2 separate regions of the Homo sapiens genome follow, and region 1 is linked to region 2. The links are chromatin contacts, found by Hi-C or POLR2A ChIA-PET in ENCODE. All regions are on one chromosome and are shown on one strand. The core of a region is the stretch at or near the end of the contact, and the rest is flanking DNA. Distances in the headings are between cores, read along the strand shown. Region 1 holds the start of MSH3 (mutS homolog 3). Region 2 holds the start of HOMER1 (homer scaffold protein 1).

Region 1 (5,110 bases), core at 2,165-4,664, 1.1 Mb after region 2:
TGTACGCGCTTCAGGGCCCTGTTCAACTACGCACTCTACTCTTAGTTTACTGCTAAATCCACCTTCGACCCTTAAATTTCATAAGGGTTATCGTAGTTTTCTGAAGTAGAAAATGTAGCCCATTTCTTGCCAGCTCATGGGCTACACCTTGACCTAACATCTTTACGTGGGTACTTGCGCTTACTTTGCAGCCTTCGTCAGGGTTTGCTGAAGATGGCGGTATATAGGCTGAGCAAGAGGTGGTGAGGTTGATCGGGGTTTATCGATTACAGAACAGGCTCCTCTAGAGGGATATGAAGCACCGCCAGGTCCTTTGAGTTTTAAGCTGTGGCTCGTAGTGTTCTGGCGAGCAGTTTTGTTAATTTAACTGTTGAAGTTTAGGGCTAAGCATAGTGGGGTATCTAATCCCAGTTTGGGTCTTAGCTATTGTGTGTTCAGATGCGTTAAAGCCACTTTCGTAGTTTATTTTGTATCAACTGGAGTTTTTTACAACTCAGGTGAATTTTAGCTTTATTGAGGGGAATTGATCTAAAACACTCTTTACGCCGGTTTCTATTGACTTGGGTTAATCGTGTGACCGCGGTGGCTGGCACGAACTTGACGAACCCTAGGGTTAGTATAGCTTAGTTAAACTTTCGTTTATTGCTAAAGGTTTATCACTGCTGTCTCCCGTGGGGGTGTGGCTAGGCTAAGCGTTTTGAGCTGCGTTGCTGCGTGCTTGATACTTGTTCCTTTTGATCGTGGTGATTTAGAGGGTGACTCACCGGGGCAGGGATGCTTGCATGTGTAATCTTACTAAGAGCTAATAGGCTACGACCAAACCTATTTGTTTATGGGGTGGTATGAGCCTGTCGAAACATTTTCAGTGTATTGCTTTGAGGAAGTAAGCTACATAAACCGTATGGGGTGTCTTTGGGGTTTGGTTGGTTCGGGGTATGGGGCTAGCAGCGGTGTATATGTTGAGTAAGGTGGGCAGGGAGTTGCATTGATGGGGTTAGTAGAATGTGAGTTGAGGGAGGATGATGTGTTAGTTGAGGGGTGACTGTTAAAAATGCATACCGCCAAAAGATGAAATTTGAAATCTGGTTAGGCTGATGTTAGGGCTCTTTGTTTTTGGGGTTTGGCAGAGATCTCCTTTAAAAAACTGAACTTAAAAGTCTTACCAAAATTCATACTTATCACTCATTACCTAAATCTAACTATTTTTCCCTTTGGCATTATCCAATTTATATCCAATATTTAGTTTTAATCATTTGCAATTGTGTATGACATAGTAAAGATTCTGGGGAGGCCAAGATGGGCAGATCACGAGGTCAGGAGATCGAGACCATCCTGGCTAACACGGTGAAACCCCGTCTCTACTAAAAATACAAAAAATTAGCCAGGTGTGGTGGCAGGCGTCTGTAGTCCCAGCTACTCAGGAGGCTGAGGCAGAAGAATGGTGTGAACCCGGGAGGCGGAGCTTGCAGTGAGCGGAGATCGCGCCACTGCACTCCAGCCTGGGCGACAGAGCAAGACTCCCTCTTAAAAAAAAAAAAAAAAAAGATTCTGAGTCAAAGTGCTCAAGTTGAATGCATTTTGTCACCCACAAGACAAAACGTGTTAACCCCTTGTGGTTTACTTTATCTATAAAATAGAGATAACAATAGTTCCTGCTTCTAGGGTTGTTGTGGGAATTAAAGACTTAGAATAATGTTCAGCCTCTAATCAGTGCTGTCACAACTGTCTGATACAATTGTATTATATTTGTGTACTTTGTAGATTGATATTAAATCATACTTTTAAAAATAGGTGCTTAATGTTCCACTCAATTACCTTAAAACATGTTTAATTATGTCTCTATCCTACTCTTATAACACTTCTATAAAAACTTTTTACATATAGCGTCCACTTTTGGTTCAGTTTCTTAGGAAAATAACTTTGAGAGTCAGCTATCTGAACCAAAGAAACATTAACATTACCAGACTATATTGGGATTTTTGAGACTGGCTTTTATCAATTCTTTAGCTACGGGCTCTTGTCATCATCTCTACCAGTGACCTAAGTGTCAAACCCAAATGCCTTGTATCTGTCCCATTAAAGAGATGCAGCATCTGCTCCTTTCTTACTGTTTCCATTTCCTCTGCCATGCCTCCTCTTACAACCATAAATATCCAGGTCTCTTAGGTTTTAAACGGGGCATCTCTCAACCCCCACATTCTTTTCCTTGGTTATTCCCTTCCCTCCAACAGTTCAATTCACCTAGATCCCCACGCCTGAAATTATCCTAGATGTCCTAGAGGCGCCTCATCATTACAATGGTACATTATTCTCCACTCCTTTACATGTCACGCCAGCTTTCAAACTGAAAATCTGAGCGTTCATCCCTGGTGCATCACCTTTAAATTCGAGATCTCCAAAATCCAGGGTCATGTAACCTTAAAAAATTTTTACCCTCTCTTCTCCACTGCCCTTGTTCAGGCCTTATCTCTTCCAGCAGCTGTTCCAAAGGCCTACTCTGTTTTCCTTTCGGAGTGCTCACCTCCACCGAAGCCTCCACCCAGCTGCCAATTCTGCCCCATGCCTGATAATTTGCTCGTGCGTTGACATACATAAAATTTCTAAGACAAAAATTTTTTAATAATGGTAAATGAACCTTGGGAACTGCATACAGATCATACAGATCCATAATAAGAGAAAAGGTCCCAGATTAACACGGAAAACTTTCCATTTAACTAACATTTGCACTGGTAAACTTCATCAAGCAAGACCCTACTTAATCCCACATTACCTTCTACTGAAGAGGTTGTGGTCATTCTCTGGAAATATCTGAATTCATTCCTACAAGTTAGAGAAACAGCGTTACTCGAAACATTATCCCTTGGGCTCGAGCTCTAAGGCACCTGACAAACGGAGCGCTGTGGGTAGGGGTGAGGTGTTTTCTCCAGGGCTGGGACTTTGCCCTGGGCGAGGGCGCCGCAGGGCAAAGACCTCACCGGGCAGCAGAATCCGGGCAGAAATCAGCAACTGGGCCTCCCGCGCAGCAGAAAAGGGGAATCCAGTCGGGCCCACCCTTCCTGCCAGCGCAGACCGCAAGTCTGGCCCCATCCTCTCGCCGGGAGTCGGCCACCCCGACCGTGGGCAGCCTGCGCCCGTTTGGGTCCCATCGCCCCGGCCCGGCAGATACCTGAGCGGTGGCCAGGGCAGGTCCCCGTTCTTGCCGATGCCCATGTTCTGGGACACAGCGACGATGCAGTTTAGCGAACCAACCATGACAGCAGCGGGAGGACCTCCGAGCCCGCTCGTTACAGCAGAACGCGCGGTCAAGTTTGGCGCGAAATTGTGGCCGCCCCGCCCCCCTCGTCCCCATTTGTGCAGGCGAGGCCCCGCCCCCCCGCCCCGGCGCACGCAGGGTCGCGGCGTGCTCGCGCCCGCAGACGCCTGGGAACTGCGGCCGCGGGCTCGCGCTCCTCGCCAGGCCCTGCCGCCGGGCTGCCATCCTTGCCCTGCCATGTCTCGCCGGAAGCCTGCGTCGGGCGGCCTCGCTGCCTCCAGCTCAGCCCCTGCGAGGCAAGCGGTTTTGAGCCGATTCTTCCAGTCTACGGGAAGCCTGAAATCCACCTCCTCCTCCACAGGTGCAGCCGACCAGGTGGACCCTGGCGCTGCAGCGGCTGCAGCGGCCGCAGCGGCCGCAGCGCCCCCAGCGCCCCCAGCTCCCGCCTTCCCGCCCCAGCTGCCGCCGCACATAGTAGGTTCTGTCTGGGACTGGGCAGGGCCATCGGGGCTGGGGGGGCGGGGCTTGTGGGTAAGGCGGGCGGAGGCGGGGACCCTCCGCCCGATGATAGGGCTGGAGGAGGAAGGGGCGGGCTGAAGAAGGGGAAGGTGGGAAGAGCCCAGCCGGGGCTACAAATTGGGTGAAGCGCTGAGGTTTTAGTACTTCCGTTTGAGGAGATAGGCAAAGGTTATGCAGGTTTTTAATGGCAGGCCTGAGACAGGAACTCAGGTCTCCTGACTCCCATTCTGATGAGGGGGCTTGTGGGCAAGGGGTGCGTCTTTTAACCTCCATCCTTTTTTTTTTTCCTTGGTGGTCGAAGAGTTTTACTGATTTTTTAAAAAAGTGCTGGATTGGGTGACTAGAAGAAAGCTGCCCTTAGGTCTCCAGTTTTTAAGACTGCAACAGCATGGCTCAATATTTGAAATCACTACGGTTAAAAGCAGTCATATTGTGCAGTTCCCCAGTGAACTCTTTTTGTAGTTTAGATTATAAAGTCTGAAATACAGTTTGGGTGGATAAAGTTTCTTAGGATGGTATAGATGTGACTAATCATGGAGTCCTTCCTGTTGCCATCCTTCAACGCAATAAGTACGTTTGTTTGTTTTTAAACCAGAGATACTGCCACAGGAAAAGCCCAAGGGTGACCCCTCACTTGGGTCACCTGCACAGTATTTTTCAGATTGAGGCTGTGGAAGGGCATTGAAGACTGGTGTTTAGCCACCTACCGTGTTTTAATGTAGGTGGCAGCTTGGGTGCTTCAAAATCTTGTTCCTTTCGTATATATTTCTCCCTTAAAATGATTACTCCTCTTCTGTTTTTTTTGAGGACGAGCTACGTTTTCATGAATTCACCAAAATTTTGCACCCACCATTTAAAGGGTAGCTGGTGAAGGACTTATGTATGCTTTTGGCAAGTTTTCTGCCAAGAAAAAATTCATAATCTTGTCACATCTTTAGTGATGAACATAAACCTTTTAAACAGGAAACACTTAAATTGCAGTGAACATGTCAAAAATGATACTGTTCTTTTATTACCTATCTTTTCCCCTCTGTGCCTTTGCTACATAACTGTTTATTTCTTAGAGGTATTTTATTTAGCATATGTAAGTAGGGTGATTCAAGTTTTATAATTAGAGAAAGCTGAAGGCTCATTGAATCAAGACCGGTAGCAGCCTTGGTTTCAATTAATTCTAAACACGGCTTGAGTTGCTGAGGCTCCTGACTATCAGACTCTACCTTGTCTTTTATGGTGTTAAAAACAGTTCACCCATAGGGTTTTCCAGAGCTAAAAGTAGAGGATTCTTTGAAGAGTGGATGGCAAGGAACCTTGTCATTCAGTTGTAAGGTTTAAATTGCT
Region 2 (4,561 bases), core at 1,235-3,734:
ATTATAACTTTGTCATTAATTTCTGAGGAACGTCTCCTACAACATGCTCTAAATTTTCAAAGTTATGCATGTTAAACTTCAAATTCTAACTCCAAAAGGAAGGTACTATTCAAGAACTTTCCTCAGAAAGTTTCAAGCGTGTGTACACACCTAAACCATCACGATGAATTGCAGAGTCCATTCTTTAAAACATGCCCCTCAACTACACTTCAGATGTGTTTGTTCAACCACACACACACAAAAAGAGAAAATTCTGGAAGTTCTTCTGCCAAAAAGCAGTGACAACCTGTCAATGAAATCAGATTGCTCCATTAATATATTATGGGTTTCCAGCTTAAATTAGGAAGTGTCACTAGCATTTCATCAACCCACAGTGTGAAGAGTTAATAAAAGACTGGAAAATGCACTCTCAGTTGGCTCTGGGTCCGAAGGAAGGTGTAGATCTGATACTGTTAACTCAAACTGAAGGGCTGAGCTTAAAAGCGAAAAACAAAAGGAGTGAACAAGTTCCTTAAACAAAAAGCTTTTTCCTACGAAATGCACCCGTACCGTGGTGACCGCATCAGTAAGACTGAATTTCAGATTTTCGTTTTAACGCCCCAGTAAATCAATTCTATACATTTTAGCTTTGAATATTCAAGGACAAGACAGAGGGCACGGTGAGGGCAACAATTTACTCTGGATCACTTTCAAGGACTGTTGTCTAACCACTCATTAAAATCGTTCCTTTGTGCAACTGATTATCTAAAAGTACTGAGAGAATGCAGTACTTCTCTTTGAAAGATAACCGTCAGCAAAAGCTAAAATAATGTGATTTTGATTACAAACTGATGCAGCAGTCTGACCAGTAAAGTGTAGAATGCGTTGTCTTTGTAAACATTACTCACAAATCCATATTCAAGTTACAAACGATATATGTGTTTTTAAATTATGACCTCTGGTACCGCTCTACAAAAATGCAAAAATAACCTAAAAGGTTAGCATGCCTATTTCTTTAAAGTATGACCAGCTTAGCAAGGTGGCAAGTTTGTTTGAAAACACAAAACACAATCACCACCACCGCTCAATAATACACATACATAAACAGATTCGAAGCTGTGTTAAGCACAAAAATCCTTACCCCATTTTGCCCAATGAAAACTTGCTCTGAAGTTTCAGCTCTTATGCTACGGAATAACTTCCAAAGGAATTTCTCCGTCTGCTATTTCGCAGTTGCTTTTCCACCCCCACCCCCAGATCCTTGTCCGGAGGTATTTCAAGGATGCTGCCAATTCAATTAGTTCTCTTAGGTAAAATGATTTCTCTCTTGTAAATACCAAAACGTTCAAACAGAGGCGGCATTTGCTTATTCGAGTTAAAATGCTTTGCGGAGGAGACAGCGATCAACTCTATTCCACAAAATGAGTCTACAAGTAGGGAAATGCAGAATCCGGCTTCACCGAGTCCTATAAAAAATGAGTTCGCTGGTCATTTCACTCATGTCCTCCTCGACACTCAGGGAGAGCCAGGTAACTCGGCCTTTTCGGAGCTAAGGCTGCGGGTTCAAATTTCTCCACCACACCAGGTCTCCGGGGGTGGAGCGAGCAACCAAACGCGACGTGCACGTGAATAAAAATCCCAAAAGCAGTAATGCCACGGCTTCCCTGCGCTCACATTAGGAAAAAAACTACACAGGAAAATCTCCTCGAAGTGCAAACCCGGCAGCTCGCAACCTGCACGGCACTCCACATTGGAATCTGTCTTTTTAAATGTTTCTCCTCCTAAGACTCGGAGCAGAGAAGAGGTGGGGAGGACGAAGAGAAGGCTAGGCAGGATCGATTCATTCTCCCGAAGAGAATAAACGGAGCCATTTCCAGGCTGGCAGCAGGCTGGGGGCGCAGCGCACGCCGGAGAGCTGGAGGAGGGGACCCGATCCCACCTCCCTCAGCCCCTTCCCGCCCCCCGCCGCCGAGCACAATGGAGCCCGGCTGGTGCCCGGCCCTTCATTCGCGGCTGCCCCCTCTTCCCTCCTCTCTTCAGAGCACAGCGGGTCTGAGGCTCCCGTCGGCGGAGAATGAATGAATCACAGAGCCAAGCCCCACGCTTCCACTGGCACCCTGCCCCCAGCTCCAGGGCGGGCGAAAGGGGCCGAAGGGTCGACGGGCGCCTGCCCGAGCCAAGGCGGGAGGCTAAGCCCGCGTTGGGGCCAGGAGAGCTGGGCTCGAAGCCGAAGCGCAGCCGCCGCTCCAGCGCCCCCACCCCTACTCCTCGTCTCTCACGCTCCGCGCCGCCGCCACGCGCCGCCTCACATTCCCCGGGCCCCGCCGCCGCCTCTTCACACTTCCATCAGCGCCCGCCTCCGGCTACCGCCGGGCAGAGCAGCGCCAGCCCCGGCGGCCTGAAGCCTGCCGCTGCCTCCGCCTCCGCCGGCCGGCCGGCTGGCAGAGAAGAGGGTGCTGCTTTCCCGGTCAGCGCCGCCGGCGTGAAGCTAGCGCGGCGGCAGAGTGGGCTGCGGGGGGCGGGAAGGGGGCGGAGAGAACGGGGAGCGAGGGCGGTCCCTCCCTCTGCTCGCGGGAAGGGACGGGAGGCGGTGGCCGCCGCGGAGCCGCGGCCGGGGGCTGGGGCGCGGACTGGTCCCGGGAGCCCGACGGGCCTTGCGAGCAGCGGGCCGCGGGAGAAAGCAGCAGCCGCAAGGCGGCGGAGAGGCTGATGGTGGGGGGCCGAGCGGCCCTCGTGGGGAGCTGGGCCGGCGGCAGGCCCTCAGTCCGTTCGTCCTTCTTTTCCCCCCTCCCCTAGAGGCTGGCGGCTGGCTGGCCGTGCGCTCTGCTCCTCCTCTGGCTCTTGGCCCCGCTCCCGACCGCCACAGCCTCCTCCGCGCCCCACACCAGGTGCTCGCGCTGTGTCTCCATCCTCCCCGCAGGAGGACCTTTAAATAGCAACGTCAGCGCGCTTCTCTCCGCACACACGTCACCCGCAGCTCACGTCACCGAGGTGCGGGGGATGATGTCACGCGGCCGGAAGTACTGCTAAATTAGGGAAGGAGCAGGGGGAGGAGGACTCGGCGAGCTCCTGTGTGCCCACCTGCTCTCACTTCTCCTTAAAGGCCAAAGCACAGGAGACAGCCCGAGAGGAGCTCGAACAAGGAAGCGGCGGGAGGAGGAGATTTCCTTGCAACAAATGTGCCAAACCTGAGTGAATCATTCGTAGCAAAAGTGCAGTGTCAAGCGGGTAATAGCCTATCTCCCACTCCCACCGCTATTGCAGCAGCACCCCCGGGCTTCTCTTGTCCTGACTAGCAGGGAAATGTGGGAGGGAGAGCCTGATCACACTGCTGGTAGATGTGCTTCCAACAGGACTTCGGAAAAATCACCTAAATTTTCAATTATAGAGTGCCATTCTGGACATAGTCGACTTTTAAACTTTTTGTTAGTGGTTACCTGAAACACGAAAGAATAAAGAGCAGAGCAATAAGCAAACGAAATAATGTTATAAAGGATAGTAATTTTATTTGCAAAATAGCAGTTTTGACATAGGAAAATGAGTCAATCTTAGTTCACGTATAGCAAATGCCAGTGTGTCCTCTCAGTTTCTCTTCATCAAGAATATGAGTTCCATGACACTTGGCTCCAGCCAGTAAAACAAGAAAGAGAAAAAGTATATGGGTTTCAGTCTGTGGAATTTAAATTAAAATTTAAAAATTAAAAATAAGAAAGAGCACCAAATCCTTTTTCATTAACACAAGCATATTTTCGTCTTCTTTAGTTTTGACCACATAATATGTAATTACAATATCTCTTAAGTGTGTTTTGCATTTTCTGTATGGCAAGGGTGAGTAGCTGTCTATAGGTTTACTAGCTATGTGTGTCTATAAACACCATATTATGAGTGCTTTTTACATTGTAAATTACTACAGAGTTTTTAAATTATTTTAAAGTAATTAGGTTAAAACAATTTTTTAATTAGGTAAATCATATAGTGAACTTTGATTTTATTTTACTTAACTTGATAAGCATGGCCAAGAAATAGAATTGCTGCGTATTGCCAAAGGCCAATACTGTTTCAAGTTAGTCTACAAATTTAGTGACCCTGTTTTCCAGACCAAAATCTAGACACACCATTTGACGTTAGGAAAAAATATTTGAATCTGAAGTGACCTGGAAAATCCAAAACATAGGATTACCAACCTATGAAGTGATTATTAGGAAAGTTATAGATCAATATCAACGCAGTTTAAATAAAAGAAGCTAAAACTCGTTAGAATGTATACCACGTGTGACTTTTAGAAACTGTTTGTAATGTTAAACTACTCACATGGTTCCTAATTAAGGAACATTGGTTTTGCAGCTTTCTGTATTTACATTTTCTTGCTCAAGTTAGGAGTCCAAGATTAAAGAACACCACCAACAACAAAAAAGACCCATTTGTAACTGATTCAAACACTCTGGTCATCTTCACATTATAAAATTATGATCTTGCTTGAAGTTTGAAATATTAAGTCTTTTTTTTGAGACTGAGTCTCGCTCTGTTGCCCAGGCTGGAGTGCAGTGGCGCGATCTCGGCTCACTGCAACCTCTGCCTCCCA

What was found. A loop is a pair of places that touch in the nucleus more often than their neighbours do. ChIA-PET counts read pairs that join two places held with the same protein, here RNA polymerase II (POLR2A). Pooled maps may share reads with other maps.
Region 1: a map of CD8-positive, alpha-beta T cell shows a loop between it and region 2 (22-fold over the local background). The contact joins the promoter of MSH3 here to the promoter of HOMER1 in region 2. A Hi-C loop is called at or near these places in 6 of 168 maps with a recorded cell type or tissue (CD4-positive, alpha-beta T cell, CD8-positive, alpha-beta T cell, ascending aorta and 1 more), 3 of 37 single-sample maps with no recorded cell type and 19 of 50 pooled maps. POLR2A ChIA-PET finds 5 or more read pairs at or near these places in 1 of 52 experiments (activated CD4-positive, alpha-beta T cell).

The regions. Positions count from the first base shown.
Region 1 is chr5:80,651,238-80,656,347 of GRCh38, forward strand. It overlaps MSH3 (mutS homolog 3), which reads left to right and starts at 3,415. Exons shown (of 24, transcript NM_002439.5): 1 at 3,415-3,727. The coding sequence starts at 3,491. DHFR (dihydrofolate reductase) reads right to left here and starts at 3,746. Exons shown (of 6, transcript NM_000791.4): 1 at 3,167-3,746; 2 at 2,771-2,820. The coding sequence starts at 3,252. RefSeq lists silencers at 493-787, 713-1,007, 3,241-3,850 and an enhancer at 3,268-4,036.
Region 2 is chr5:79,511,650-79,516,210 of GRCh38, forward strand. It overlaps HOMER1 (homer scaffold protein 1), which reads right to left and starts at 2,485. Exons shown (of 9, transcript NM_004272.5): 1 at 1,121-2,485. The coding sequence starts at 1,125. RefSeq lists a silencer at 2,058-2,767 and enhancers at 2,762-3,309, 3,018-3,207.